6 separate regions of the Mus musculus genome follow, and regions 2, 3, 4, 5 and 6 are each linked to region 1. The links are chromatin loops, found by intact Hi-C in ENCODE. Cell type or tissue: heart. All regions are shown on one strand.

Region 1 (5,000 bases):
GGTTACCAGCACGCCCACTCACTATCATGTGCGTGTTGGTGACATAGGGTTAACTTCATTCAACTAAGCACATAATCAGAACTATGTAGCATGATACACATTGAAATGACAACATTGTTTCTTTTCCCTAACACACACTCTTTAATCATCACTTGACTATAGGAACATCTGCTTAAAAGGCTCACATATTATCATTTGTCAAAAAGATTCTTTTCCAAACTGGTTTATGGAGGCTCAGAGTTTTTAAAATGATTTTTTTTTAATTTTATTTTATGTGCATTGGTGTTTTGCCTACATGTATGTCAATGTGAGGGTATTGGATCCTCCTGGAAATGGAGGTAGAGACAGTTGTGAGCTACCATGGGGGTGCTGGGAATTGGGAAGAGTGCTCAACTGCTAAGCCATCTCTCCAGCCACTGGAAATTCTTTTTTTTTTTTTTTTTAGATTGACAAAATAGACACAAATAAGTTTTTTTGTTTTGTTTGGTCTTTAAAGGCAGTGTTACTCTGTAGCCAGGCTAGACTAAAATTTACTATGTAGCTACTATTTCACTCAGGTTAGCTTTGAACTCACAGCAATCTTCCTGCCTCAGTCTTTCCATTACTGGATCACACGCATGAGCTTCCAAGTCCAGTGTACAATTAATTTAAAAAAAAGAATGTTCTTCAGTATTTTCTTTGATCTTATTCTTGGGTTTATTCATCCAAACTCTCTGAATTATTTAAAGAAATAATCCATCCTCTTATGCAAATTTGGCCCCAACTACCCACCACCAGGAATCAATACTGACAGTATCAGTGGTTTATAGCCACAAGCTGGGAGACTAACATGAAATTGTTCTGTGTAAGCAATTCTGATTAAAGTGCATGTCACCTTCTGGAAGGGGAGACAATATACCCTCAGAGAATGCCAGAACTTCCTTCACACAACTGGAAATACACTCTTACTCACACCCACACAGCTTATGAAAAGATTGAGGTTTTTTTTTCCTTAAAAAAAAATTCTAAGTTTCTTAAAGCAGAATCTATTATCTGCACAAAGGCAATCACTCAATTTAATTAGTTTAAGTACCACAACATTCTCAGTGAATCAGCAGCAGGCATATTTTGCGCGAGTCAGATGCATTTGGGCAACTGCAGGCAAATGAGGTCAGAACCAGCACAAGGTGTCCCGGTGCAATCAGAGAACCCAGCAAACCGAGCCCACAAAGAAGCGGGTCAACAGCACAGCAACGTGGGACAGCATACAGGACTTTCCTCAGTTACCTCACAAGCAGCTTAGCTAGTTTCAGTAAATAATAGCTATTTTGTCCCTGGGAAAATGTCCCTTCCATGCCTTAGCTAGCGACCCTGGTTGTACTTTCGTCATATTTCTATCACCTGCACGAACATGAATAACTCAGCAGGGCTAGCTTGATGACTATGAAGATATCACAAAATGTTGTCTTTAAAAGGGAATCGGTATGACTCTGAGAAAGAGAAAAAGGTTTTGATTTTTTTTTTTTTTAATAATTCACACTGATTCTAATAATTCCTACACGTGCAGAGACCAAGCAAGAGACAAAGCAGAATTGGAGCGAACCTTCTTCTTGTGGAAAGAAATTTCTTAACAGTAAGTAGCTACTTGGGGGGCAAGGGAGGGGGGACTTACCTGTTGTCGTCTCCTTTAACCAAAGGTGTGTTCTTTCTCCGCTGGTTTATCCCTTGAAGAACCCAGTGGCTTGTCCCACAGTCCAAGACTGAGTCCTGAAAAACTAGCCAGCCCAAAAGAAGACTGAGGGGGAAAAAAAACCGCTTTTCCCACTCTGCTGGGACTAGCCAGTAGCTGAAGTCATACAGGAAACGGACAGAGTAGCTGCAGCTTCTCCTTCAGTCAGGATCAGCAGGAATTGGAAGTCGCCTATCTCCCACCCGGACTTTTGTTTCAAAGTTTTTTCAACTGTTGCTAGGTGTTGTTGGGTTCTGAGATTAGGTTTCTCCTCTGCTGTTCCCCGCACACTGTCAGCGCAGTGACTTTGTTGGGGCGCTGAGCTGCGCGTGCTATATTTAACCAGTGTTCTCAGCGAGGCCAGCCTGTCAACAGCTGAGAAGTTTGCAGCCGGCCCTGCTCAGTTCCTAGGCAGCTGGGTTATCAGCCCCACATCCCCGCTCACCCCGCAAAGATCCCGGGGAAGCCGGCAGACCCTTTTAAGGACCTCTGCTCATTTCACAGAGGTAATTACTGTTTGCAGACTGCGAAGTGGGACTTGGCTTTTTAAATCTGAGAAGAAACAGAGCGGCAGTTGTCTTGGGCAGAGCAATTTCCCAAGGCAATAGTCTTCTCAGACTCTTAGATAAGTGTTGTTTTTTTTTTTTTAATGCATTAATAGTGTGCTGCAACGGTTGAGAAAAATCACAGTAAGAGATCATTTCCAAACAGCTTTCATCATTGGAGAGTTATATTTATAGCTTGATCCCTTACTCTTAAAAGATGTGTCCTGCTGTATATATGAGTGTTTTTCAAATAAGGCTACCGTACAGGAATGTCGACAGCGCTAGGAATATGAAAGTCAAGGCAGGAAGGAAACTCTTACTATTTCCACTCAAGCCATTCATTCAAAGCAGCACATGGCAAACACCCCAGAAACACCAGGACTGGAGACCTCTCACTAGTGGTTGACAAGCCTGAGTCACCATTAACCCTCCATCTTCCAAAGCCAGTGAGCAAACACCGCCAACCTGAACTTCAAGTCTCAAGATGTTTCTGCTACTTCATTCTGTAGCATAGAAAAGTACGAGCCTCCCAGGTTTAAGATCTATAAAATATGTGTGCTTAATGCTCTGATTTACTATGTACACACAGGAAATTAATAGTGTTCAGGGCTGCCTCAGAACCTTCCTCGAATATTGCCCTGACAAAGCTCTCAACAATATCCTTTTTAAATTTTACATGTTCAGGCTCAGTTTTTCTAGGTCTGAAGTAACCGTTAAGTAAAGGGGAGGGAGAAGGAAGGAGAAGTGGGGGAGGGAGCACGCACACGGGTGAGATGGCTCAACAGGTAAACCATGAACGCTGGACGGGTAACCACAGAAAGATGGCAGGAATATACAAAGTTGCCCTCTGACCTCTACATTTGTGCCCTGGCACACACGCCCACATAGCATATACATACATTGACAATAAATAAATAAAATGTTTAAAGGGAGAAACTGCAGTTAAGCTTTTGTGTGAAAGTAGCTGTATCTTCTAGAACAATAATCGATACTTCATTCACAGTCCCTACAATGGATTGCCTATTCACAGTCCCTACAATGGATTGCCTATTCACGGTCCCTAAAAGTAAATTCTGATATAGGTGGGAATTATGAGACCAGGCTATAGATGATTCAGAACCATCAGGAGAGCAATGGTTGTTGTTGTTGTTGTTGTGTGCCTTCCTGTAAGAGCCTAGAACATTCCAGCGAAAGAATAATGGGGCTATTTCCTCCACAAATATCCATAAAGAGCTTTTGGATTTGTTTCGTTTTGTAGTATGGAAAGCGAATCCCCTGCTGTTATTATTTACCTTAGTTTTTGGATTAACTGACCACTATTGCTATTAGTGCTAAACAATGTGGCAGTAAGCCAAAGCATGCAGGATGTGACTTATAATCAGATACTGTTGCCACCTTCAAACTATGTTCTTTTGTTTTTTTCTCCTGAGACAGGCAGGGTCTTTGTAGTGCTGACTGTCCTGGATGTGTAGACCAGGATGGTCTCTGACTCACAGAGCTCTGCCTGCCTCTGCCTCCTGAGCTCCTGTGTGCTGGAGGGAGAAGTGAGCCACCACACCCAGCTGACTAAACTTAATTACACTAGGCACACAAGCACAACTGATTAGTATTCTGCATACAGTACATGCTCATAGGCTCTCTCTCTCTCTGTGTGTGTGTGTGTGTGTGTGTGTGTGTGTGTGTGTGTGTGTGTACCATTAATTCATTTTGAAGACTTTCCCCTCAGGAACAATTATTCAGACTAAAGTATTTCCTACATAACCCACAGAGGGAGCAGTGCCATTAAAAAATACTAGAAATTTGTGATTTGTGCACAGTCGATGAGGACCTGACTTTCGGCACACAGTGCTCATACGTGACTGCTCAGCTGCATCCTTTCCCACAGTCTTAAGTGGGAGCACTCTGGGAACCTCTTGAAGAGTGAGCTTAATTTCCCAACTTCGAGAATGAGTCACGAGGAAGACGTTTTTCGCAGATTGCTATCATTTGGAGAAAAAGCAAGTAAATGAAGGAGCTGTCAGCAGACTATCTCTAGATCCATTTCTAAGACCCAATCTCCCCCCTTGTTTATTTTAAAAATCATAGTGATTCAGTGATTTTCAAACATGAAATTTTTTTATGTTCTCCAATACACTGGTGACTAACTGATATGTTTACCTTGACAACATACAGGACTAGAGAGGTTTCATTCATGTTCAGTTTTCCATACAGATTCTACCCTGTTGATATTTAGTGTCCAACTCTGAGTTTGAGTATAAGCCTATCAGTAGCAGAAAATATCTCTTCTTGTTCCTTGCTGAATATCCAATAATATCTGAATATCCAATAATATCTGAATATCCAATAATATCTGAATATCCAATAATATCAGGGAATTCACTTTCTATAATACAAAACAAATCCAAAAACTCGTTATTTGTGGAAGAAATGGCCCTATTATTCTTTGGCTGGAATGTTCTAGGCTCTTACAGGACACTGGGTTGTTTCCACTCTTCTTTGCTACATTGTGGAGCCCATCCATAAACCAAGTCTACAGAGGTGACATGATACATTCCCAGGGTTCTCTTTGGCAGTGTTCAGCTTGGAACTGTTGTGTGTGGTATGGATATTGGGAATGTGTATATTTTTCAAAGCGATCTCTGCCTTTGTAAAACAAACAAACAAACAAACAAACAAACAAACAAATCAGTGCACTCCTGATGGTTCTGGAAAGATTTTTCAAAGAAAAAGGAAAGTTTAGAGCATAT
Region 2 (5,000 bases), 93 kb before region 1:
GTTTTGGCTCAGGGTTTCAGAAGCTCATGGTCTTGGCTCAATAGCCTTTATTCCTATGGTGAGGCTATACATCTTGGCAGAAGCACGTAGCAGCCAAGAAATAAAGGAGGATGGTCTAGACACCATTATCCCTTTCAAGGGCTGTATCTCTCAGAAATCTGTTTCTTCAACTGGGCCACACCTCTCAAAGTTTCCACTATTTCCCAATAACCTCACTGGCTGAGAATGAAAACATTTTTGTTGTAAATGTATTTCACTGAACTAGAATTACATCACTCCCCACAGTCAGCCCCCCTCCAACCCCTCTCATTTTGCCTTCACTCTCAAGTTGATAGCTTCTTTTTCTTTGATTATTATTATTATTACGTGTGTGTGTACACAGACACATAAATACAACAGATATTTATGTTGTGAGTCTGCTCTTGCTGTGTGTGTGTGTGTGTGTGTGTGTGTGTGTGTGTGTGTGTTCGGGGATGACCACTCTGTCAATAAGGAAGCTCATCCATGGGAAATGCTATTTCTCCTTTTCCAGCACTCCTTGGTTGCCTGTAGGTCCTTGTCTAGACTATGTGAAAATTTCTCCCATCAACTTCATATGCCCACTGATATTGCCATTGTTTTAGTCTTGTTTTCATAGTCACGGTATTCTAGCTCTTACAATCCTCTGGCCTCTCTTCTGTGATACTCTCATTCCCTAAGCCGTAGATGTAGGAGCTGTGATATAAATGTTTCCACTGGGGCTGTGATCCGTTAATCTCTGTATGGTGTCTAGTTGTGGTTTTCGGTGATGGTCTCCATTTGCCGAGCTAGACTCTTCTTTGATAAGGCCTACATCTTTAACACGTCTATCTTTGAACTACAAAAGCATACAAAGATGCAGCTGGTTTTCCATCGTTAAAACAAGACCCTCTTGTGACTCTACTTCCCCCATAGACCTCACTTCATCTTTCTCCTTTCCTTTACAAGAAGCTCGCTCCAGGACTCGCTCCTTACAATGAGTGGGAATTGTTTGAACTTTTTCTCATCAAGATCACAACTCCCCTAAGATGAATTGTGATGTCTCTGTTGCTAACTGCAACGGTCCATCCTCATCCTCCATTTTCCTTGCTCTGGCATGACACTTTTGATCCTTCTCTCCTTGGTGAAAACTCAGTCTTTGGAACCATACACTAACTCTATCCTGATGTCCTGAGCCACTCATTCCCAGTCTCCTGACTCTACCTCATCTCTCCACCATTCAATGCCAAAATTCTCTTCTTACCTCCTATCTCTATCTGAGTATGTCTTCTTCATGATCTCACTCAGCTTCTCCTAAGCCCACGAGCTTCCGTCTGGTTCCCTCAGACAGAAGTTCTTTACTGTCTTTACCAGTGCCCTTCTATTTCACTATATAGTGAGCTTTCTATTTTCCCGACAAGCCCCTAACTGCTGTAATAGCGATGCACAGGAGAGTGGAGCAGTGTGCTTTGGCCTAAGATGAGTCCTAGAGGGATTAAATACGTATGCAGGAAAAGTACAAGGAAGTGTTAATACTAGGAGTAAAATTTGAAAACAATTATTTTCATTATCTGGGAGAGGGAGTCTACTTTGATCCTTATCAGAGCTATAAGTGGAGAAATATTGATGTCTGACTAACAGTTGTTATAAACTCCACACAGTAAAAAACTGTTCCAAAGGCAAAACAAAATTTGCACAAAGAAAACATTTGACTTACTGTCTGTGTCAAAAAGAACTAACCGATATAAAGAACACTTATTAATGCAAATAACCCAAATTTCAAAAGAACAAAGAGAGTAAACAGACTAGCCAAGTAAATAGAAAGAACATTTGAAAAGATGCTCAATTCATTCATAAGATAAATGTAAACTGAAACTATGAGGAGACAGCCACACCATCTACCAAAATCTGGCAAAGGAAACAAAAACACCCAACTGATAAAGCAATAGGCAATAGTTTTTGTTGGCAAAAGGGTGAACAAATAGAGCTATTCAAGGCAAATGAGCAAGGACTACACACTTACATCCCTTAGAGCTGTCAGTTCACTGAGGATTTAACCAACAAAGATTGATTTGTGCATATGATAAGACAAACATATAATGTATAAATGCATCATTAATATGGTAACCCAAACTCACGTATACACACATAATAATAATAATAATAATAATAATAATAATTATAGTAATAATAATAAATTTTAGGTAATCCTCATAGGACTGTGGACTAACAAATGGGCTCTCCTAATTGCTGATTCTGAGATGCAGGGAGGGGGGGAAGACACAGGGTCTGCTATAATTAGTACACATTGTTTCATGTTTCCCTTCAGGCCTTTGATCAGGAAATGTTTAACATCAGAGCAAGCCTTTCTAGAGATTAGCAGCTGCCTTCTGAAAAGGATGTAGAAATCCTGAAGGCAAACACATGCATTGTTGGTATGCAGGTCTGGTCTGCAGACAGAATGACATGCGAGCTGGGAAGACCAGATGACAAGTGTTCTTTAAAAAAAAAGATTTTTTTTGGATATTTTATATGTATGTATTCATGTATAGCCTGTGCATGCAGGTGCCCCAAGAGGCCAGCAGAGGGTGGTGGATCCCCCAAACTGGTGGCCATGAGTCACTGGATGTGGGTGCTGACAATGACACACCTGGGTCCTCGGTAAGAGCAGCAAGCCCCCCTTAACTTCTGAGCTTGTCTCTAGCCTCACAACAGTCCTTTTAACTCAAAATTTATGCCCTTCCTTTTTATTATACACAAATATCCTGTTGGAATTATTTCAACTATTCTTGTCAGGGCCCTGCTTTTCCTCTTAAACATTCACAAGCTGAACAAAAATATTTCCTGCTGCCAGCCACGGCATGCGTCACTTTGAATTGTTCACAGCTTCAAGGCTGGTCCGTTACTGGTTGACATGGTGCTTGGGAAGTTCAGTTTTAATCCTAGAGGGCCTTGTTGGTTCTGCACAAACAAAAGTATAATAGTGTATGCGCTGGTTTTCCCTCGCCCGCCCTGGTACCCGGAGAGGACTTCTGCAGATCAACGGGATGGGAAACAGGAGAGAAGGCAGTACAGAATGCATGGTACTTTATCTACTGTCCTTTACACAGTGGTTTCCAAGGAAACAGAAGTGAATAAGAGACATTAAGGGCTAGTGCAGACATCCATATACAATGTCCAGGTTTTACACATAGGTGGTGCCAATGTAGTGGTACCATCACTTTACTACACTCTAGACATCCTGGCCTGCACCCCATTTTCTTTTTTCCTTTTTGATGGTGCATAGATCAAAGCCAGGGTCTTAAACTATCTAAGTGCCTGGTCTACCACTGAGCTATATCCCTAATCTATACATTGTATTCTGTTTTTAAAGTCAACAAATTTCATTAAAAATATTTTTATTAACAATTAAGAAACTACAGAATGCTTAGCCCTAAAGGGAGCATATATATTTCCACGCCCCTCCCAAGACTCATCCCAAGGGATGAGATGGAGGTGGGGGGAGGGGGGGCGTCATTGTGAAAGAAGGGGCAAAGGGAGTGTAAGTGTCAGAGACTGCAAGGCGCCCTTACCTTCCAGAGAGAGAAGAGCAGCAGCAGGTGTGAGTTCACAATGGCGTGAGAACATGCGTGTAAGCCCGATAGAACAAATCCCAGCAGTCAGAGGGGAGTTAGGCACCTGATCCCTCCCCAAGCTAGGATGCTATGGCCAATTCTTAGCTTCTGGGAGAGGAGACAGTTTCCTCTAAGAGCGCAGCCCTAGGTAAGTCTACCACTTGCCAGTGGGTGACCACACATCCAAGAAAATCTGGGCAGCACAAGGTGATCTTGATACAACGTTGAGTAAGTAGGGGAGGAGGGTGAATCCTGGAAGAGTTGGGCAGCCTGAGTATGATGAAGGCATATTGTATGAAACTCTCAAAGAACTAATAGTTCTTTGAAAGAAAAAAATTATTACATTTATTTTCTTGTGTGGGTCTTGTGTGTGTGTGTGTGTGTGTGTGTGTGTGTGTGTGTGTTAGAACTCAAACTCAAGCTATCAGGTTTGGCAGCAAAGCTCTCCTCTCCCCTGAGCCACCTCCAAGCCTGACAAATTCCATTTTTAACATTAAGTAGCATCACACAGTAACCCTATAAGTTAATAAATCTCACTGTGGCATTTCTGAACTTGCACACAGCATGCTTTAACCACACCTGCCTTCTACCTTCTCCTGTCCTCCTGATTCCCTGATTAGAAACATTGTATATGATGATATAATGATGCAAACTAGAAAAATGCACCTGACAGAAACACACCTCTTACCTTTAATGTTTTAAATCACCAACTATAAACCCACACCCATGCACTGGTGATTAAACTCCTGTTGTTGAGAAACAGGAGAAGAAGAGGAAGAAGAAGAAGAAGAAGAAGAAGAAGAAGAAGAAGAAGAAGAAGAAGAAGAAGAAGAAGAAGAGGAAGAGGAAGAGGAAGAGGAAGAGGAAGAGGAAGAGGAAGAGGAAGAGGAAGAGGAAGAGGAAGAGGAAGAAGAAGGAGGAGGAGGAGGAGGAGGAGAAATCAAGTTACAGGTGAGATACAGATGAAGGCATCTACAGCCCCAGCTCAAAATATGAACTAGAGGCCAAAAATGTCAACCCAGGAATTGTTTTATATGGAAAAAGAAATCCTGTTGCTAGATAATGTGTGCCTCTTCCCTTTATCTATAGAACAAGGTTCTTTTCCTAGTGCTTGCTTTTCAACTTGGACTGCTAGCACGACAGTGATATGTTGATTTCTTTAGCATGTAACTTGGTGACTCAGTGTAATTTAAAATCATTAGCCATCAGTATTTAATAAAAAGTAGAAACTCTTTTGAACTTTTTATTGGTTCTTCCTGAATTTCACATCAAGCACTCCAATCCCACCCATCTCCCTCTCCCCTCATACCCATCCCTCCACCCTTGCTTCCTCCCCACCAACAGAGGGGGAGAAATCTGGTTGTGTAATCTGTAGTGTGTCAGTGTATC
Region 3 (5,000 bases), 52 kb before region 1:
CACCAAGCTGGAATCCTTTTTTTTAAAATATTTTTTATTACATATTTTCCTCAATTACATTTCCAATGCTATCCCAAAAGTCCCCCATACCCTCCCCCACACACTTCCCTACCCACTCATTCTCATTTTTTTTTTTTTTTTTTTTTTTGGCCCTGGCGTTCCCCTGCACTGGGGCATATACAGTTTGCGTGTCCAATGGGCCTCTCTTTCCAGTGATGGCCGACTAGGCCATCTTTTGATACATATGCAGCTAGAGTCAAGAGCTCCGGGGTACTGCTTAGTTCATATTGTTGTTCCACCTATAGGGTTCAAGCTGGAATCCTAATGCAGCGGTGACCAGGAGATCCAAAGAAAGTTTTGCTCACTTTTCTTCAAAGGCAGATTCTCTTTCATTTTCATCTTGGAATATGAACGACTGAATTATTGTTGAGGCTTAATTAATTAAGTCATGACTGCCAGGAATTACACCTGTATTGTCAGCACTCAAAGGCTGAGGCAAGAGAGTCACAAGTCTAAAATTAGCTTGGGCTACAAAATACATTCTAAGCTAGCCTGGGCTACATTAGTGATACTCTGTTTCAATTTTTTAAAAAAAAGTAAATGCTGTGTGATTCAACAGATTCCACAGTGTTTGCCTCTTAGTTTCACAGAATAAGATTTAAAACCAGATCTCTGGATTATAATAACCTGGGTGTAAAATTTTGACCTCTCACACGCCACTTCCACTATGACTAGGGACTTCCAGGACTCAGAAACCCTTATTAGGACATTTCTAGAAGTCTTCAGGAGGAAAATGAGGAGCTGTGTTCCTAATGCTGTCCTGACAGCTAGAGAGACATGTTTTCATTTCCTGGTCTATATTTCTACCACATGGTCTTCCTATCATCATTGAGGTGGCTAAGATACTATCTGTGGAGCCAGGTGGTGGTGGCACACACCTTTAATCCCAGTACTTCAGAGGCAGAGGCAAGTGGACCTCTATGAGTTCAAGGCCAGCCTGGTCTACAGATTGAGTTCCAGGACAGCAGGGTTGCAAAGAGAAACCCTGTCTTGAAAAAAATAAACAAAAGGAGGGGGGGAAAGGAGAAAAGAAGGATGCCATCAGTGGTATCAAGGAAGAAAGGCTCAGAAACCCCAGTGATTAATTCTAATGCACCCACACTTCCTTTGTACCAAGAACAATGGTAGAGCCAGGATCTGAGCACTCAGGTTCCTGGGATCCATAAGAATCATAGAGTGACCACAGTTCCCCTGAGGATCTCAGAGGTAGCAACAGGAGCCACCTCTGAGCTGATGGGATAGAAAATCCAGCTATAGAAAGTACTTCCTTGTCACACACTGGGATTTATTTAGTGGCACTGTAAAGGATTGTTCGTGGATATTATGAGACAGAGACTACCTATAAATTGCCTTTTAGTGTTGACACAGGATCTTCCTAACACATCGTGAGTTACCAAATTGTGCTGACGGCCGGGCATCGTGGCACACGCCTTTAATCCCAGCACTTGGTAGGCAGAGGCAGAGGCAGAGGCAGAGGCAGAGGCAGAGGCAGAGGCAGAGGCAGAGGCAGAGGCAGAGGCAGAGGCAGAGGCAGAGGCAGAGGCAGAGGCAGAGGCAGAGGCAGAGGCAGAGGCAGAGGCAGAGGCAGAGGCAGAGGCAGAGGCAGAGGCAGAGGCAGAGGCAGAGGCAGAGGCAGAGGCAGAGGCAGAGGCAGGTAGATTTCTGAGTTCGAGGCCAGCCTGCTCTACAGAGTGAGTTCCAGGACAGTCAAGAATACACAGAGAAACCCTGTCTCAAAAAACCAACCAACCAAACAAACAAACAAAAAACAAAAAACAAAAAAAACCATATTGTGCTGACGACATGTGAGAAGTTTGATGAAGTTTAATTGGACACATCCTTTGAGTATAGGTTAGGGAGGAATAAGACAAGGAGGGAGGGAAGAAAAGAGGAAGGAAGGAAGGAAGGAAGGAAGGAAGGAAGGAAGGAAGGAAGGAAGGAAGGACGGACTAAGACCAACCCCCTACACGCGCGCGCGCGCGCGCACACACACACACACACACACACACACACACACACACACCCTGCCTTGATTGGCAGCATTTGCCGATCTTTGTGGTGTAAAAACTTCACCACAGCTTATTTCTAGCTACCACCACTCAGAGATGGTAAAGATGAACCCATTCAGCCTGAGGCCATGGTCACCTAGCTATAGCCTTTCCCTGAGAAAAGGCTCAGTGTTCTTTCTTGTTCTTTCTTCCCCATGAGTCCTGAATCATAACAGAGGGATGCCCGCACATCACCAAGTAAGGCATTATGAAGGCAGTACTAAAAAGACAGACAGGTTGGCATGGCCCCCGCTTCCTCCACTTACTCTCCAGCTGGGATAAGAACAGCTCACCCTGAGCAGCCAAGCCTCTGAATATAATCCCATGTATCAGAGTTATTTCAAGTCATATTTCTGTTCCAAAACAATAGAAAAGCACTGGGAGGGGGCAGGGGTAACAAGGAAATCGTTCTTTTAAAAGTATGGCACAATAAAAGCTAGGACGAGAAATGCTTGATTGTGCTCAGTCAAACGTAAAACAAATGGCCTCTGTAAAGAAGAGAGGCTGGAGTTTGAGGTGAAGTCAGAGTCTTGTTCTTGTTTCCTTTCCTTTTACTAGAAATAACGCTCAGTTCATAAGGATACTGATTTGCTCGTCTTCCTCACAGCCTTCGCCTTGGCAGCCCTCTTGGCCAGAGACTCCTCACATGAGAGCCTAGGCCTGTGATATTTCTGTAACAGTTACTGCTGCATTGATGTAGTCAGGGATCGCTCTGTGCTCACGATGAGGTAATGGCCTCATGGACAGTCCATAGAGATGATGTCAAAGATATATATACAAACAAACAGTGACCTTGAAACTTGCAGTGCGCCTAACAGAGCTGTGCTCACTGGTCAGGGTTCTTCTTGATTTGTGAAGAACATATTTGAGCCAGGGGGAAAAAAAACTGTTGTCAAGACCAGGAATTAGTCATCGGTAATGTTGGCTAAGAGACCACACAAGCATTCCAAAGAAATTAACTGCTAACTGAACATCTCAAAGAAGTTAACTGCTGATTTTTTTCCCTCAATTTCTATACAAAACCCCCAATTTGTTTTCTTTCATGGGGCTAACTGATGAGCTTCGTGAATAAACTTACCAAAGACAAAGATTTTAGAGAGGGCCCCCTCCACATCACGACTGCATTAACCATGTATAGTAATACATGCTGTAACAATTCCTGCACTGTTAGGTTCTGTTACTGTGGTATAGTGACTGCCAAAAGACAGCCATCATGACTGTCAGGAATTACGGATTATTTGTTTTTCAGCTGAGTTTACTCATATGCCTTCTAGGGGAGCTTTCTGGGCAGGAGATAGTTGTCAAAGGCAGTCAGTGCTTCCTCAGAGTGTATGGACAAGCACGAAGCTAAAAGAGCTTGGCGCCATGACGGCATCACCCACCCAGCTGTGGTGGGAATTCAGCATCTGGCCCGTGTCGTTTGCAGCACACCTACTCAACACCACAGAAAAGTGCATTCAGCTGCGCATTTTGCTTCTTCCCTTTTCGTCCTCCATTATTCTACACGGCACAGTGATTTGGAAAGCGTAAGATAAATGGAAGCGAAGTAAAGTGTAAAAATGGAAACAGAAATTATACTAATTTTGTATGACAGCTTCGCGGCACTTACCAGTTCTTTCAGCCCACAAGCTCATAAACTGCTTGTAGGCAAAAGCTGTCTGAGTCACTTTTGTGATGACTGAACAGTTAGCACGGGACTCAGAATGCACAAGTGCTGTGTCTCTGTGTACTTGAACTTGGTGAGGGAAGACAGAAGCGAGAGCATGGGAAGACACGGCAAGCATGGTCCCATGCACGCGTGCAAGTTACTCAGACTCCTGACAGATGAGTCTTTCCAGGATTAAATACTAATGCTTTGGAAGATGTGATACCATCTCTCAAAAGTCCTTAGAGTCATAACGACCCTATGGGGATGAGAAGCTACGGAATCTTCAGGAAGAGGAGGGAAAGGAGGAGAACGTGTGTGGTTAAACGGCTCCACAGAGGGTAAGTCACTTACCCATTGACTATGGAAGCCTGACAACCTGAGCTCAGTCCTTGGACTTATACACACACACACACACACACACACACACACACTCATACACACACAGATACACACACTCACACACACACTCACACACACACAGATACACACACACACACACACACTCACACTCACACTCACACTATAACCCAGTCACCTGCTACAGATCACACACATACATATACAATAATAACAAGTAAGAATTTTAAATGGAACAGAAGATGAAGAATTTATAAGATTTGCCAGAAATTATAGGAAAACCCAAAAGGCAAAGAGAAGGTTAATAACGAACTAGATAAATTCTGAACGAGTTCATTGTGAAAGCTGGAGCTGATTCTCCTTGGGTGGTGAGCAGGCAGCTGACCAACTTGTCCGGCCAATCTTACCTTCTCCCCAAATAACCTCTGACAAATGCCTCCAACTCTCTGAATTCTCCCCCACAGCATGGGTACAGATTTTATAATAAAATAGGACCTTAAAAATAGTTGGAAGTATTAGGTATGACACTGGCCTTCAAATACAATGTAGAGAGAAACTGTAAAATTCCACTGTTGGAGCTGGGACTGAAACTTGGTAGTTCAGGCCAGGCTGCTTTCGTGTGATGCCCTGTGCTCAATCCCCAGAGCCACACTTAAAAGAAGTCTTTAAATTTTAGCATCTATACATTTAAACAAGCGTGTGGTGTATTCTTCCCAATACCAAAATATAAATCAAGTAGTGACCGAGATATATCTCTCGAAGGTACCCTAAGTGGGTGGGTCATGCTGTTCTCAGAAGACATACGTTATTAAATGAAACAGTGCCAGGTGTGGGGATACCACCCTCCAACTCACGTTCAGGGAAATCACAGAGGCCACAACATAATG
Region 4 (5,000 bases), 58 kb before region 1:
AATCAATAACAACTATTTGATTACATACAAAGGGCAAGGCTCTCAAATGTATGTGATTATTGAGCCTTTAAGTTTTTCTGGTGAATTTGATTATTTTCCCTACTTGAAAAAAAATCAAGATAAGCAAAATGAGGACTAGTTATTTGCACATATATAGGTCAGTACCCGGGAAAGCCTTAACTATTACACAGGGCAAGCTGGATTCTCCAGTCTGAGCAGCACCTTTTATCTCTAGGTCAGAAACGATGAGACAAAGGAAATCCCAGCCATCCTCCCAGGGGCTGAAATACAATTGCAGGCTATGCAAGCTCCACAGCCCCTCAAAACAAACTGATGTAAAACCCAGAACATAAGAGACATTTTCTCCAACCTCGATTCATGTGACAACGTTGTTCTTCTAAGCCCACACTTACCTTCCCTTCTCTCAGACTGCCTCTGTATTCCATAGTGTGTGCGTCCCCAACCTGGGTGGTGGGTGAGTGCTCAGACACAGGGAGGCCAGAGGCTAAGATCAAGTGTCTTCCTCAATCATACTCCACCATGTTTTGACACAGACTCTGTCACTGAACCTGAAGCTCAGTGACTAAGCTAAAGAGCATAGTCACTGCACCCCAGGGATCGGCATGCCTCTGCCTCCCCCAGAGAGGGATCACAGGCACGTGCTGCCAAGCCTGGCCTTTAATATGGATGTTGGAGGCTGAACTCAGGTTCTCATGCTTGCAGGACAAGAGCTCTACTGAGGGAACTCTCTCCAGCCCCTGCACGATTCTTTCATTCTCAATGGACCTAAAGGGGAACTTTGCTAACACAGTCTTTACGTTTAGCTTTTTAAATCATGAAAGTCACTGGCATACCACAGACATAACATCTATGACAACTGAATATGAGTTGGACCAATCTTTCAGTTAGCAAGAGGAAGAAAGAGAGAGAGAGAGAGAAAGAAAGAAAGAGAGAGAAAGAGAGAGAGAGAGAAAGAGTTCCAGTTTCCAGATGTGCTAATTATTCCATTAAAATAACTGCAAAATTTCACGTTATAAAAATGTTTGTCTTTTATGGAAAACATTCTTGAACAATTTTATTACGTTTTCAAGAAAAATGAGGCAAATCCCGTTTGATAGCCAGCATTAGCCTTGGTTAGTGGAAGGAAGGATGATGTCATTGCTCCATGCTGACAGGGGAGGAAAATGAGAAACTGAAGTGACTCCCCCATGTGTGCGTGTTGACAATGACTCCATGTACTCTAACTGCCTGCCACATGTCAGGTGTGTTCCCTTGTCCTTAAAGAAGTCTTGCCTTTCAAATCCTTTTTTTTTCTTTTTAACATGAAAGGGGTAACTTCAAGACTTTTGTAATGGAAGGAGTAAGGGTATGTCTATTTTAAACTTCCAGGCTCTGTCTTTTCTAATTGTCCTTTAACATTCCTTATTAGAGATTAAATAAAAGACTGAGGTGTCCAAATGTAAGGCCAAAAAGAACAGAGCCAACTTACAAACCAAGGAGAACAAGAAGTAAAAACTCACTCCCGTTAATATGTGTGCTGGGAGGGTAACCGTAGCAACGCCATCGTCTTAGCTATTGACGGTGTTTACCCTCACACTAGACAGAGTGCCTGGCTTCTTTGTCTGTCAACCAATCATCATAAACTTGATTGGTAGGAGAGTGCAAATAAAGGCCATAAAGTTGGAGGACTCTGCGATCAACTAGTTAAGGCACTTAAGACTTAATCATGTGCAAAATGCCATATCACATGACAAGTGTCAGATCCAGCATGTGTCCTGGAAGTATGTAGGTGCCACCACCTTTGCAATGGTTTTGACAAAGGCATTATGACCACTGGCCACCATTCTTCCCTACCTCGAAGCCACCACACCTCAGCCCACCAACCAACCCTACGAACTTATGCATCAACAGTCATAGAATTGTGTTCCTACCTGCCTACGCCTCTTTACCATTAACTCTGTGACACCATGAGGGCTGCTGCCCTTAACCCGGCATATGTCACTCCTCCCCCTACCCCCAAGCCACAATTTCCTCATCCGTTAAGAGAGGATGATAAAGTTCAGACACATTACCCACTGGATGGCGTGAAGCCACAAGCCACAAACTTGTGTGTGTGACGGTCCTTCCCAGTAGTGTTATGGCAGGAATCCCTGCCCTGTGACAGCTTAACAGCTAAGGTTTCAGGCACTGCCATATAGTTAAGCAGGAGGGACAGGGTCACTTTATGTTCTGTGAACATCTAGGACTGGGGTTGACAAGCTGTGTCTGTCGACAGTAAGCATGTTGCACTTTGCAGCACTATCTGGCTTCTGGTATTTCTACTCAGCTCCATGCAACAGGAAATCACAGACAGCAGAGAAGTCGTCCGATGTGACTCTGTCTGATCTTTAGCCCTTAGTTTATCAACCTGGATCTAAGCTGTAACAAACTTGCTTAATGGGTACATCTAAGCTGGACAGTCTCTACCCGTTTTCATTCTGTCCCCAGCTCGCTGTAATTTGAAAATAAGAACAGACTGAGAGAAAAGATAGGGCGGCAGTGACGTCCTCTGTCCCTCCCTACCTCCTCTCTCAGATACACTGCTAAAGAAATGAACATAAAAGGAAAGGAATTCCCACGAAGTTTTATGGCTAAAACTCAAGAGGATTCCCACTGGCACTAGCCCATGTCCTGAGATATGCAAATGTATACTCCAGATTTAGCAGTGTGTGCCTCAAGCACCTACTAGGATTTTCTGAGAGACAGAGACGTGGCCAAAAGCCCAGTACAGCAGGACAACAGACTGGAGAGGCAGCCTGTGTGCTAACGCATGAATCATTGGTACAGGGGGCTTTCAAGGTAGAGCACCAAGACTGGAGTTGAAGTGGAAGGTGCAGGGTGTCTGTGCAGATTAGGATGGAGTTCAGAGATGTCATGGGAGCAGAGCTATTTCGCCAGAGAGTAGTGGGGTTATTTCATCGGGAGTCAGCCTGGGAGAGGACAGCAGTGGGTGCAGGTAGAGTGGGCTCCACTGTTGTGTGAGCTGAGCAGTCATACAGGCCACTGCTTGTTCTGTGCTCTTCCTTGAAATGTTTCACCCCCTTCCCTCCCCACCTTTTTTTTTTTTTGCTTTGTTTTTGTTTTTTGTTTTTGACCTGTATCCCATGGCCTCATTGTCATCATGCAGCCAAAAATCTTTGGCCTCCTGATCCTCTTGTTTTGCCATAAAAGAAAGGCCCAAGATTATAAGCCTGTGCTACCAGCCCAACTTGAGATTCTTAATTATCCTTGGACACCTACCCACATCCCACATTTTCATTTTTCACTGGGCTTTTTAATTAGATAGGCAGTCCTGACAACAGCCTCTTGGAAGCAGCGGCCACTGTAAAGCAGACAAAAGCCAGACTCCTGGGTACTTCCCCCAGATCTCTTTTCACTACCACCAATGTGCAGGGCTCAGCTACACTCCAAAATGTGAAGGGGGGTTGGGAGAGCAGACAGGAAGACTGAAATGGATTAATTTCAACTAGGACGAACTCAGCCAATATCAGCGAGTTTACCAGGAAATGTTCAGGTTAACGTTCCTGCCTACGGAGACATGTGGAGAAAGGAGTTTAAGAGAACTAAAGAGCAGAGTTGAAAATAGTCATGAAGAAAGCAAGTAGGCCAGGAGGATGGGTCAGGGGATAAAGGGCATCCCAGGAACCTGGTGGTCTGAACTCTCAATCTCTGGTCCCTAAGGTAGAAGGAGCAAACTGACTCCTCACAGCTGTCATCTGATTTACACACATGGATATATGTCATATATTCTAATGATAATAATAACTGATTTTAAAAACAAGGAAAGAAGTCATGTAGTAGAATTGTGCCATATGCATTGGGGGGATTAACTTTGATGAGTTGTTGTTGCTGTTATTATTATTATTGTTGTTGTTGTTGTTGTTGTTGTTACTACTATTGGTTTTTATTATTAAAAGTGGTTATCTTTTTGAAAACTTTTAAGTATAGAAGGATGTTCAGGTCATGGATATAAAGTCTTCTTTTAAATATCATCATACTCGGGAAGTCTGGAGCAGAGCTGCTCCAGCTCCGAGGCCATCAGATTCCCAGAGGAGTTGTGTGCACGGACGGCCACCATCAGTAAACTCATTGTAAACAAATGCAGTAGGCACTCATGCCTCAGTGCCTCTCTGCCTCTCATGTAACTAACTACTCACCAAACAGAAATTTTGATCTATTTTTTTTCTTTTAAATAAAGGAAGTGTGGGGCACTCTTTAGTAATAGTCTCCTATCTGAGAATTCAGTAAATTTGATGTGGCACTGCTCCTGAGATGTAATAAATCAGAAAAACATGCAAAGACAGAAAGCTGAAGACCTGGGCAAAGGGGAAAGCTTTGAAAAATGATGTTTGTTGGTGATATTGTTTGTTTTCTAAGGCTGGTATTGAGTCGAAAACCAATGTAGCTTTTGCATCTTAGACAAGTCCTCTGCAGATGCAGCTACATTCCTACCCAGGACAGTTTTGAGTGCTCGTACTCAGCTGATCCCTAGGGAATGAACAAGCTTCTTCCAGCTGAAACAGAGAGACTCAGGTGCCTGATGCCTGAGGAGGAACTACAAAGAGAAAGTCAAAACCGAGGACAGGCACAGAAAAGTCACAAGCTGTGACAGGATCACAGTATGTTAACCAGTTGCACACCATAAGACAACACTCCGAGTTTGCATTTCCAGGCTGTCTAGGGCCCTGCCATCCTGTCATGTCAAGAAAAAAAATAGCTTTGTTAGGAGCCATGGTAACTAAATACTGGGGGAGGGGGTGGAGGAAGGTCAAGGAATGTTCTATAGTTACGCATCAAGAAAGTACAAAACACAGGTTATTTTTAAATTTGGCTGCACGCCAACAGTTTTAACGTCTAAAAATTAAGATGCACATAAATAGCAGAGTCTGTTTCTCATGTAGCCATGAGAAAAAATACTTTCCCAGTAATTCAATACTACCTTATTTTCATCAGCTGCCATT
Region 5 (5,000 bases), 170 kb before region 1:
TTTTAACTGCTAAGTTGTATCCTCAAAAAAAAAGAGAGAGCAAGAAAGAGAAAGAAAGGAAGGAAGGAAGGAAGGAAGGAAGGAAGGAAGGAAGGAAAGGAAAGGAAGGAAGGAGGAAGGAAGGAAGGAAGGAAGGAAGGAAGGAAGGAAGGAAGGAAGGAAGGAAGGAAGGAAAGGAAGGAAGGAAGGAAGGAAGGAAGGAAGGAAGGAAGAAAAGATCACTGGAGGTCCTAAGGTGTTTCCAGTCAACATCAGTAGCATGGTGACTTTAGCGATGACTGTGGGCTGTGCTTGGTAATCTCATCTGGAGCTCACTCGCAACTGGTGAATGATGACGCTTTCTACAAAGAGAAGAAAGATACAGCATTTTCAATTAAACTCAAGTAAGTAGTTGACATGAAAACCAGTACCACACCATTTCAATAAGACTGTAAATGTTAAAGGACAAAACAAAAACAGGGACATGGGGCCAGTAACCACAGCTATGCAGACTTTGCTGGGGGTGGGGTTGGGGCGGGTAAGTTCTTTATCTTTGCAGGTGTGCTCTACTTCCAAAATCATTAAATCCCTTCAGAAACTATGTCTAATATTTGTGTAATATTAGGTAGATATTGCTCGATGAACGAACTGAACACAACTCTGATAATTGCTATATACAAGTCACGTGATGGGAATCCTGAAGCTGTTCTCCAGCCAAACGCTCTCGGTTCTGAACCATGTCCGCACACCTGTTGCTTCTTTCCGGGCATGTGCATTGGACCGCTAGTAAGGACTTGGTCCCTTTGCCTTCCGAAGAAGTTGAGAAAGAGTTTGCTCTTTGACTACTGCTTTTTGCATGACTGGTTAATGTTCTTACACCCAGACTCATTCTTTTGGGTTAATTACATTTATCTATTTGAGTGTGTGCTGTGCGGTATGCATGTTCTGCAGCACATCTGTAGGGTTCAGAGGACAATTTGTAAGACTTGGCTACCTCCCTTCACCAAGTAGGTCCCTTGTTGTCAGGCTAGGCAGCAGACATCCCTCCTCACTGAGCCACTTCCCTGGCTCTATAAATTATAAATTCATTCATGGTTTTCTTTTCCTTTTTTTTTTTTTTTTTTTTTTTGGTTTTTCGAGACAGGGTTTCTCTGTATAGCTCTGGCTGTCCCGCAATTCACTCTGTAGACCAGGCTGGCCTCGAACTCAGAAATCCACCTGCCTCTGCCTCCCGAGTGTTGGGATTAAAGGCGTGTGCCACCACGCCGGGCCATTCATGTTTTTCTTAAACATTTTTTTTTTTTACATTCGTTTATTTTGTGTGTGTAGGCAGGTGTGCATGTTGAGGTCGGAAGACAGCTTGTGGGCATTGGTTCTCACCTTACACTATGTGGATCCCAGGGATGGCCCTCAGGCTTGGCAACACGCGCACGTTGACCCACTCAGCCATCCCACCTGCCTCCTAACCCAGCCTTATAATAAATTTCAAAGCCGACTCAGTAATTAAAGCAATCCAGCCACATTTGAACATTTAGTATCACTGTTTGATTAGTTTTCCTTTTATATGAGCCTTTATGCCCTCATGAACTTGGAGCATCACATTTTTCATCCAGTCATTTAGAAACCAAAGTAAGGAGGTGGTATCCTGTGGCTTCATACCCTGCAGCGAGCAGAGAGCTAGCTTGGTGAGAAAACAAAGTTCTATAGTCACTGAGCGTATGCAAAGCAGAAGAAAGAAACTCATGTCAGTGTCTGTAAAAACACGAAGGTCAGCTGTTGGGTAGCTAGGCTGTAGCGCGCTTGTCTAGCACTGGAAAGACTCTGAGCTCCTTCCTCAATAAATCTCCCCCAGCCCAGCACGCCCCCTACACCCGCAAAAAATAAATAGCATTTCCACGTGTTATTTTGACTTTAATTACAAGTGCATACTATCTGAACTTTATTTTTCTCATGTCATTATCAACTAAATTGCATCTCACCATAGACACACAGTTCATGCTAACTGCATGGTATGATCCTCTACAGAAAACGCGTTTGGATTTTGGTTCTATTAATTACCACATGGAGCCACTAGGTGGAGATGTTTTCATTCCCTTTCTCATCCTTTTGGCTTGAGTTTGGCTTTAGACGAAACAGTTTTTATAAAGAACAACAACAAAATCTTATACTTAAGACTGTTTACCAATGAAGGTTTCCCACAGCTTAAATAATATAGGTACTAAAAAGTAAAAAAACTATGTATACAATTTTCTCCAGACACTTTTTAAGAAAACCTCTAAAAATATACCTATCTTCAAGCCTGAAAAGTAAAGGCACTTACTATCATGAAAAAGCCATCATCTAAGATGAAAAATGTTATTTCCTGGTCACTGCTTTTAAAAATTATATAATATGCATCAAAGAATCCAAAGAATCCTCAAGAGAGCTGTGTCGCAAATCTCCTCCACAGGATGTAAGTCTCTTCCCATTTCCTCCCTTAAGGAATCATAGAAACAAACGTCAGGGAGGAATCCAGAGCCATTCCTAGTGTGATGTAACTCCTAATGCTTGTCCTCATCCTGGCTCAGCAGGAGAGGTTCCAGCAATCACCTTAAGCTCCCTTCAGGGCTAGCTTTATTTATTTATTTTTTTCTGGTTTTAAAACAACTTCCTGAGTACATGCCTCTTCGTTCCCGGTGACTCTTTCTCTTAACTTCAGTGCTGTGCAGTCCAACAGCACTCTCCTTAGAATTCATACTTGGCAAAGTATCGGGCAGAGGGCTTACACAAAGGAAACAATATCACGGTCTCACTATGTGTCTTCATTAGCATATGTAAACTAGCAAAGTAGCAATCAATGTGTAAATGTGCATATTTATAATAGACTATCAGGAATACTCAACACTTCCAAACAGGTAATTATATACAAACTGTACCTTCATAATTAAAAATGTCTAATATCTGTAACTTCTTATGATCTCTTTCCCCCCAATATCAAATGAACTCACATAAGAATCATTCATCTAATACCTGAAATTGTGAGAAAGTCAACATTGTGCAGCATAAGGTTTTGAAAATGTTCATTAAATAGGTTTTTTTTTTTTAAATCGTTGAGAGACCAGAAAGATTGTTCAGTGAGATAAATCAAGCTTAATGGCTTGAGTTTGATCTCCAGGACCCAGGACCGATCTAGGAGATAAAATGGTCTCTCATAAGTTGTCCTGTGACCAATTTATATGTTCTATTGCACACCTACAGGAACATGCACACACCCACACATGAGCACGTGTACACACACACTCACACAGAGGTGGGGAGAGAAATAAATAAATACATAAGTAATGTAATTTTTTAAAACTTATTTCAATTTTGTTGTTGATGGTAACAAACTTGGCAAATATTTTCCATCTCTTTCATTTTGTCTGAGAAAAAGGACCCAATTCATAGTCACTCGGGGTCTCTGAGGAGAGGTTATTATGACCAGGCACAATTCTGTAAGAAGTTTCTCTACCTATAAATACATCTTTAGATTATTTATAATTTGTTAAGTATTCAATAGACACTAAAGACCAATAGATAGTCATAGTGAATTACCACCTATCAGCGAACTCAAAATAACAAAAATACTTAAACTTGAGGCCTTCTGATACCCAGGCACTTACCAACATAATTTTCTCTTTTTCTAATTGAAAGAAAAAACTCTTTAAATTTTGAATATCACATGCATGTAGACGACACTGGATTTTTAATACACTTTTGACGATTTACCAAAATATAAACATGTTCCTTTTCTCCCATTTGTTATCTTGCAGTTTTCTTCTTAGGAAACTTGGGGTAACATAGCAAGGCCATTATTTGCTATTCCGACATTGCTGTGACAAGGTACTGACTAACCCAGTCTTTGATAACGCTGACTGTTAGATAAGTTCCGCACAAAGGAAGTTTAACATATCATCGATTCTGAATTTCGCTTGACTGCTGACCTTACTTAGAATCCAACCTCTTGGGAGTGGCGTCACAGAACGTCTAGGCACCCAGATGGCGTGGGCTCCAAAGCCACGTGAATGGGGTGGGGTTTGGGGAGAAATTCAGGGGCGCATCCCCTTGAACGCTGGAATGGGACAACTTAACAGCATGTTGGGATTCTGCTTCCTCCCGGGAGAGGCTTTGGCTACAAAGTGAGAAAGATATACTCCCTCAAAAGGCATGATCTCCCTCCCGGGCAGGGTGTGTGTTTACTCTGCCAAAATCTCTGCGAGGAACACTTTAAAGGGCCCCCTCTAGTCAGTCCCATCAAAGCAGTGTAATGGCTGCCTGCTAGGTTCACATACTGAAGGCAAATCACGGTAGCACCTCACCTTGTAGCGGGGTTTTACACCTAGTGAGGAGGACGGCTTTGTTCATAGAAAATTTTACATCAACTTAGAGTGCATGTTTTTGTGACTCCTGCCCCTATCCCCAGCCTGTCCCCATGTTCAATGACTTCCCCTACCAGGGACTCTATGAAGGACCCATTCCAGCTTAGTTCTTCACCTTCCCAAGCTTCTAAATGTCAGCTTTGAACTTGCTACCCTCCAGGTAACTGCAGAAATGCCCTACAAATATCCTGTGTGTCGTTTAGAAGGGAGAACACCTAGCTATTGTTTGTCTTTTTGGCATTTCTGAGTTCCATGAACTACACTGGGATACAATCCTATTATCACATTCAGAGCCCCTGACAGAACATCTGTTTTAAATAGGAAGTTCAATAAACTTCCTCTGTTGGCTTGGACTTGTACGCCTTCTTTTGGATTCAGCTCAGCTAATTAAAAGTACTTCCGATAATCAGTTCTGTCATTTGTTCCAGAAAACTTTTGAACCAGATGATATAATCTCTCTTGGGATTTCATAACCATCGGACCCTTTATCTGATTCCTTCCTCCTCTGCCGTCAGCTCACCATCTCTCCAGGTTCTAGGAGTCGCCAATAATTATGCCTAATAATTTATTTCTCAGGCGAGCCAATCCCAGAACAAGCAAATTTGAACTGCTTCTCTCAGATAT
Region 6 (5,000 bases), 110 kb before region 1:
TTTTCCTCTACAACTACATGGCCCACAGCAGCCTAAAGTTCTCTGGAGAGCTTACCCACCATAGAGTAGCATTCAAACCCCACACCAAGAGGAATCTTTCATTAGAATATTGAAAAGAGATGTAATCTATCAGATTAAAATTTACTCTTTTATTCAAGTTAGGAGTTTGATATTTCAAAAATAAGATATTCAAAATTGAAATTTTTTGTAGACATGGGAAAAGTCATGTTAATATTCATGTTTTAAGAGGTCTGTAACAACCAATGCAGCTTCAAAGAAGAATGGAGTTAGAAGTCACATGCTTTCTGACTTCAAAACTACTTACAAGACAACACTAATCAGCATGGTGTGGCACTGATGTAAAGACAAAGATGGAGATCAACAGAATGGAAAAACCCATAAATAAAGCCAGTCAAAAGATTTCCTACAAAGATGCCAAGATTGTTTAATGGGGGAGGGGAGAGTATTGGCAATAGTATTGGGAAACCTGAATATCCGCATATTTAGTAAAATTTAACCCTTACCTTTAAGCAATTACTAAAATTAGCTCAAAAGCAATCAAAATATAAAATCAATGAAAAGCACAAGAAAATTATTTTATAATCATTAATTTGGCAGTTGTTTCTGTTTTTTTATTATTTTTTGCTTCTAAATAGTATATTTTGAACAGTGGTAACTGAGCTGGTAACTGCTCACAAGAGTACAGTGTTTGTCTCCCAATTCTAGGGCTATGGGCATATGCATTCATACCAGTCTTTTTACATAGGTGTTCAGGATTTGAACTCAGGCCTTCATACTTGCAAAGCATCTACCTATCTGTCATCTCCCAGTCTATGTTTCTAAAAGAAAAGCACTTTTCCTCTAACAGACTCATGAACTGTCAAAATTGTTACCAGTTTTGCTTTCTGTTTTTCTTCTCTTCTCTTCTTCTCTTTCTCTTTCTTTTCTCTTTCTTTTCTCTTTCTTTTCTCTTCTCTCCCTCTCCTCTCCCTCTCCTCTCCCTCTCCTCTCCCCCTCCTCTCCCCCTCCTCTCCCTCTCCTCTCCCATCCTCAAGTGACTGTCCCCAGATGATAGATGAACTAAATGTAGTAGACCCATCCAGTGCAATGTGGCTCAGCTTTCAAAGGAGGGAAATTCTGACATATACTACAACATCAACCAAACCCAAAGCTGGTATGCTAAGGGTTATAAGTCAGTTATAAACGGGCAAATGCTGTGTGATTCACTTATATGAGAGACTTAGAGCCTTCCCATTCATAGAGACAAAGCAGACAGTGATTGCCAGGAACAGAGGAGCTAAGAGGAAAGCAATTACTTTGTAATAGGTACAGGGTTTCCAGCTTACAATAAAAACACTTCTTGAGCTCTCTGTTGGTAACAGTTGCCCGGAAGGTCAACATATTTAATGCTACTGAATTATACAATTGGAAATAGTCACAACAGCCACCTTTAACCTAAGTATTCAGGAGTCAAAGGTAGGCAGATCTCTTTGAGTTTGAGGCCAGCTTAGTCTGTAAGAGTTCTAAGCCAGCCAGGGCTACAAAGAGAGAACTTGTCTCAAAAACAAAAGAAAGAAAGAGAAAGGAAGGAAGGAAGGAAGGAAGGAAGGAAGGAAGGAAGGAAGGAAGGAAGGAAAGAAAGAAAGAAAGAAAGAAAGAAAGAAAGAAAGAAAGAAAGAAAGAAAGAAAGAAAGAGTCCTAACAGTTACTTTTATAGGATTGTCCATTTCACCAAATTTTAAAAATTCAAATAAGGAAAATAAAATCACTACCTAGAGACTTTCAATTTCTAAGAAAGGCTAAAATTCTATGCAGTATGTTTTAAAAGCATAGTCAATTTTTCTTATGATTAGACACGCGAATAGCAATATCACCCATGAATTTAAACACATTTTTTAAAAAAACGTAGGTAGTTTTCTTCTCTTTTCTTTTTTGCACACATTGGGATATTAATAGTGAGGCAGCTGCTAGGTTCTGGATTAGAAATTAGATAAGGTTCCCTAATGCAGTGTTCTGATAATTCCCGAAATTCCGAAAGACTTTGGGGCCTGATCTTAAGCTGCCCACCTCTTTGTGTGTAGTCAGTTGTATCTGTGACTCCAGTGAGAAGCTGAGTTCTCTGAGACATGGGAAGCGTGCGCAGATATTTTATAGCTCTATTTCTCTAGCATCCTCGGTAAATGCAATGCTGTCGCCAAAAGCCAGCTAGACAGGACTCAGAGCACATGAAGCATCTCTGCCATTGTTCTGTAAACCAGGTGGAAGCTTCCTCGCTTACATTTCCCCAGGATTGCCTCCCATCCAGTTGGCATATCAGGTTCATCCCTGGTGAAATGCACTAATGCAGTTTCCTCAAAACTAGATGGCAGGCTGGCCTTGCCACAGAGTTCTCTGCATAAGCAAAGCTCTTCATGGGAAAGGACTCATCCCAGGGGAGGAAAGGAACCGTTTGGGTTATAGAACAATGGAGCAGGTCAGAGGGGAAGGGTGAGACTGAGTGCAGACCAGGGTCTCTGGTCCAGCCCAGTGCACCCCCTCCTTCCTATTCCTTCCTGAGATCCATTGTAAGGGATGGGCAACAAAAGACCTAAATAAAAACTAGAAGAAACAGTAAATTGGAATTCAAGGCGTTGCAGCTTCAGCAAGAGGTGGGGGTGGGGTGGGGAAAAGACACTTGCTATCCCAAGTGGAGTTCAGGCCAGGCTTTAGGGGAGCTCCCTCCAAATGGAACCTGGCTGACACCTACAGAGGAGCAACATGGGCTGTCCTTCAGCAAGGAGCAACCCAGGAATGCACAGGATCTTCAGACGCAGAGAAAAGAAAAGGCAAATGCCAATGTTAACCTAGAGGAGTGTGAGGAGTGTATGTCTGCCATTCTCTGGAGTCAGGAAGAAACTGGGATGCCTATTAAGCAGGGCCTGGACAGAGGCAGGAGAGGGAAAAGCCTTCCATCTTATCTTTATACTGATGTGAATTCGAGCTGAGGAATATAGACACTGCGTTTTCAAAGGAGAAAGTATTAAAATGAAAAACATGGTAACACTAGACTGCCGTGAAACTATACTGTCTGGATATAACTTATGCCTGAGATTTATTGGAATCACACAGCCTTGAGCTCCCTGGGAGGTGACTGAGTATTTTATTCATTTCAATTCCCACCTAAGCAAATTCTCTATTTATATCATACAAGTGACCAGCTGGCAAAACTATACTTTAATTTCTTTAAAAACAAAATTCAAAAGAATCAAAAAGCCTCAGTCATCCTGAACCTGCAGAGAATGTTACACTGGCTACTTGCTAGGAGGAAAATGGGGAAGGACTGTACAGGAAGAGGAGAGAGGAGAGGACAGGAGGGGGGGGGAGGGAAGGGAAGAGGAGGTGGAAATTATCAAGACTTAGCCCTTCAACAGATGCAATGTGGTAGAAAAGACAGCATGCCCCTGAGAATCTATGCTAAAAACATGCACAACCATGTGTGACCTTGACCTGAGTCTGCCTATGAACTCAGTCTCTATCTGTAAAATGGGCACAGCAACAGCAATGCCACAGATTGTACTTGACCTAAAGTATGCAAGGTATGTGATAAATCAATGATTCCCCCCCCCCCAGCGTGCGCGCCTTGAGAAACCCACCTGTGGCTCTGCTATGCACTGTAGCAGTATGACTTAGGTTGGTTGGCTCTGTAACGAAGTACATGAAGTCACTAGTGTAAGTGGATATCTAATGAAAGTCGTTTCCTCTTTTCATTCTTTTATCACAGTGAATTGGCTGATATGGAACATCTGGGTCAGTTGAGCAATATTATACAGTTATTATAATATTAATATTATAATATAATATTATAATATTACATTAACAAAATTATACAATATTATATACCCTTTCTACAGGCTAATTCAATAGGTCGAAGCTATGGAATTTTTTTTTCTTCTCATTCCTGTTGCTCTCAATACCCTGTTAAAGCACTCATAACCATACCTCCGATTCCTATGTTGTGAGCCTAGCAGGATGATGGCAGCCCAGACCAGTGTGACCACCTTCTCTGAGCCTCTTGAACCATTTTTTTTTTAATTTTACTTTATATGTATGAGTGTTTTGCCTGAATGTATATATACACGCATCATACATGTGCCTGGTACCCAATGGGTCCAAAGAGGGAGTTGGTTCCCCTGGACCTGGGGTTATGCCATCTGAGTTCTGGGAACAGCCTGGGCCTTCTGCAAGAGCAGCAATTGCTCTTTACTCCCAAGCCACCTCTCCTGTCCCTTGATCCAGTTTTTAAAATGTGATTGAAAATTGGAATATACTGTCAGAATCTGCAGTTCACTGCCTGTTAAAAGAGCACAGCACAGCAGAAGTGGCATTAGTTTTCTATACTTTTTTTTTTTTGGCATTCTCTAAAGCAGCATCAATAAGAAGGTGTGTCAGGAGCACATTTTGTAGTGATGCTCATGCCAAAAGCAGGCTGTCTAATCTAAGTCCTTTCATATAGAAAAAACAACAACAACAATAAATTAATAAGCACAAAAATTGTTGATTTAAAAACTCTTAAACATTTTACAATGTACTTTTAACATTCCTACTTGATTTGGAATGTCCCCTTATAAATGAAGGCAATTTCTTATGGAACGCTCCCCCACCCACCCTCTCCCACTTCTCAGCCCTGGCATTCCCCTGTACTGAGGCATATAAAGTTTGCACAACCAATGGGCCTCTCTTTCCACTGATGGCCGACGAGGCCATCTTCTGATACATATGCAGCTAGAGTCAAGAGCTCCGGGGTACTGGTTAGTTCATAGAGAATGCACCTTCTAAATAACATAAATATAACTTACTTTACTTAGCCAATTATATAAAATATTTTAAAGTAAGTTTTGGAACAGGTCATTTCAGATCAAAGGAATATTTATGTCTCTGATAGTCAGATGTGTGACACCTGAAATTTTGAAACTTTTCTATTAATATGCTTTAAATTGGTGACGTAAGTAAAAAAATGTTTC

The links. Peaks named below come from ENCODE experiments on the same cell type or tissue, not always from the same donor. Only the 100,000 strongest peaks of a DNase experiment are listed, where the experiment ranks them.
Region 2: a loop joins it to region 1, with 2.3 times the contacts of the local background. A loop is called at or near these places in 10 of 42 quality-filtered maps.
Region 3: a loop joins it to region 1, with 4 times the contacts of the local background. A loop is called at or near these places in 7 of 42 quality-filtered maps.
Region 4: it touches region 1 in a loop (2.1-fold over the local background); 6 of 42 quality-filtered maps call a loop at or near these places.
Region 5: it touches region 1 in a loop (6-fold over the local background); 4 of 42 quality-filtered maps call a loop at or near these places.
Region 6: it touches region 1 in a loop (2.3-fold over the local background); 10 of 42 quality-filtered maps call a loop at or near these places.

Annotation. Positions count from the first base shown.
Region 1 is chr9:79,975,805-79,980,804 of GRCm38, forward strand. It overlaps Filip1 (filamin A interacting protein 1), which reads right to left and starts at 2,078. Exons shown (of 6, transcript NM_001081243.2): 1 at 1,652-2,078. In heart, no CTCF peak of the experiment used is centred here; DNase peaks (open chromatin) are centred at 1,187, 1,987 and 2,637; H3K4me3 peaks cover 2,908 bases; H3K27ac peaks cover 2,565 bases.
Region 2 is chr9:79,883,127-79,888,126 of GRCm38, forward strand. The region is part of intron 2 of Filip1 (filamin A interacting protein 1); the gene reads right to left. Among named protein-coding and RNA genes, the nearest start is that of Gm35261, 42 kb to the right of the region's middle. In heart, a CTCF peak has its summit at 2,565 (motif pointing right); DNase peaks (open chromatin) are centred at 2,575 and 2,855.
Region 3 is chr9:79,923,783-79,928,782 of GRCm38, forward strand. All of the region lies in intron 1 of Filip1 (filamin A interacting protein 1), which reads right to left. It overlaps Gm35261 (a long non-coding RNA gene), which reads left to right and starts at 3,786. Exons shown (of 2, transcript XR_379651.4): 1 at 3,786-4,094. In heart, no CTCF peak of the experiment used is centred here; a DNase peak (open chromatin) is centred at 2,809.
Region 4 is chr9:79,917,338-79,922,337 of GRCm38, forward strand. The region is part of intron 1 of Filip1 (filamin A interacting protein 1); the gene reads right to left. Among named protein-coding and RNA genes, the nearest start is that of Gm35261, 7.7 kb to the right of the region's middle. In heart, no CTCF peak of the experiment used is centred here; a DNase peak (open chromatin) is centred at 2,734; H3K4me3 peaks cover 1,170 bases; H3K27ac peaks cover 2,671 bases.
Region 5 is chr9:79,804,877-79,809,876 of GRCm38, forward strand. It overlaps a transcript of Filip1 not described here. Among named protein-coding and RNA genes, the nearest start is that of 4930429F24Rik, 14 kb to the left of the region's middle. In heart, a CTCF peak has its summit at 2,049 (motif pointing right); no DNase peak of the experiment used is centred here.
Region 6 is chr9:79,870,302-79,875,301 of GRCm38, forward strand. All of the region lies in intron 2 of Filip1 (filamin A interacting protein 1), which reads right to left. Among named protein-coding and RNA genes, the nearest start is that of Gm35261, 55 kb to the right of the region's middle. In heart, a CTCF peak has its summit at 2,353; a DNase peak (open chromatin) is centred at 2,490.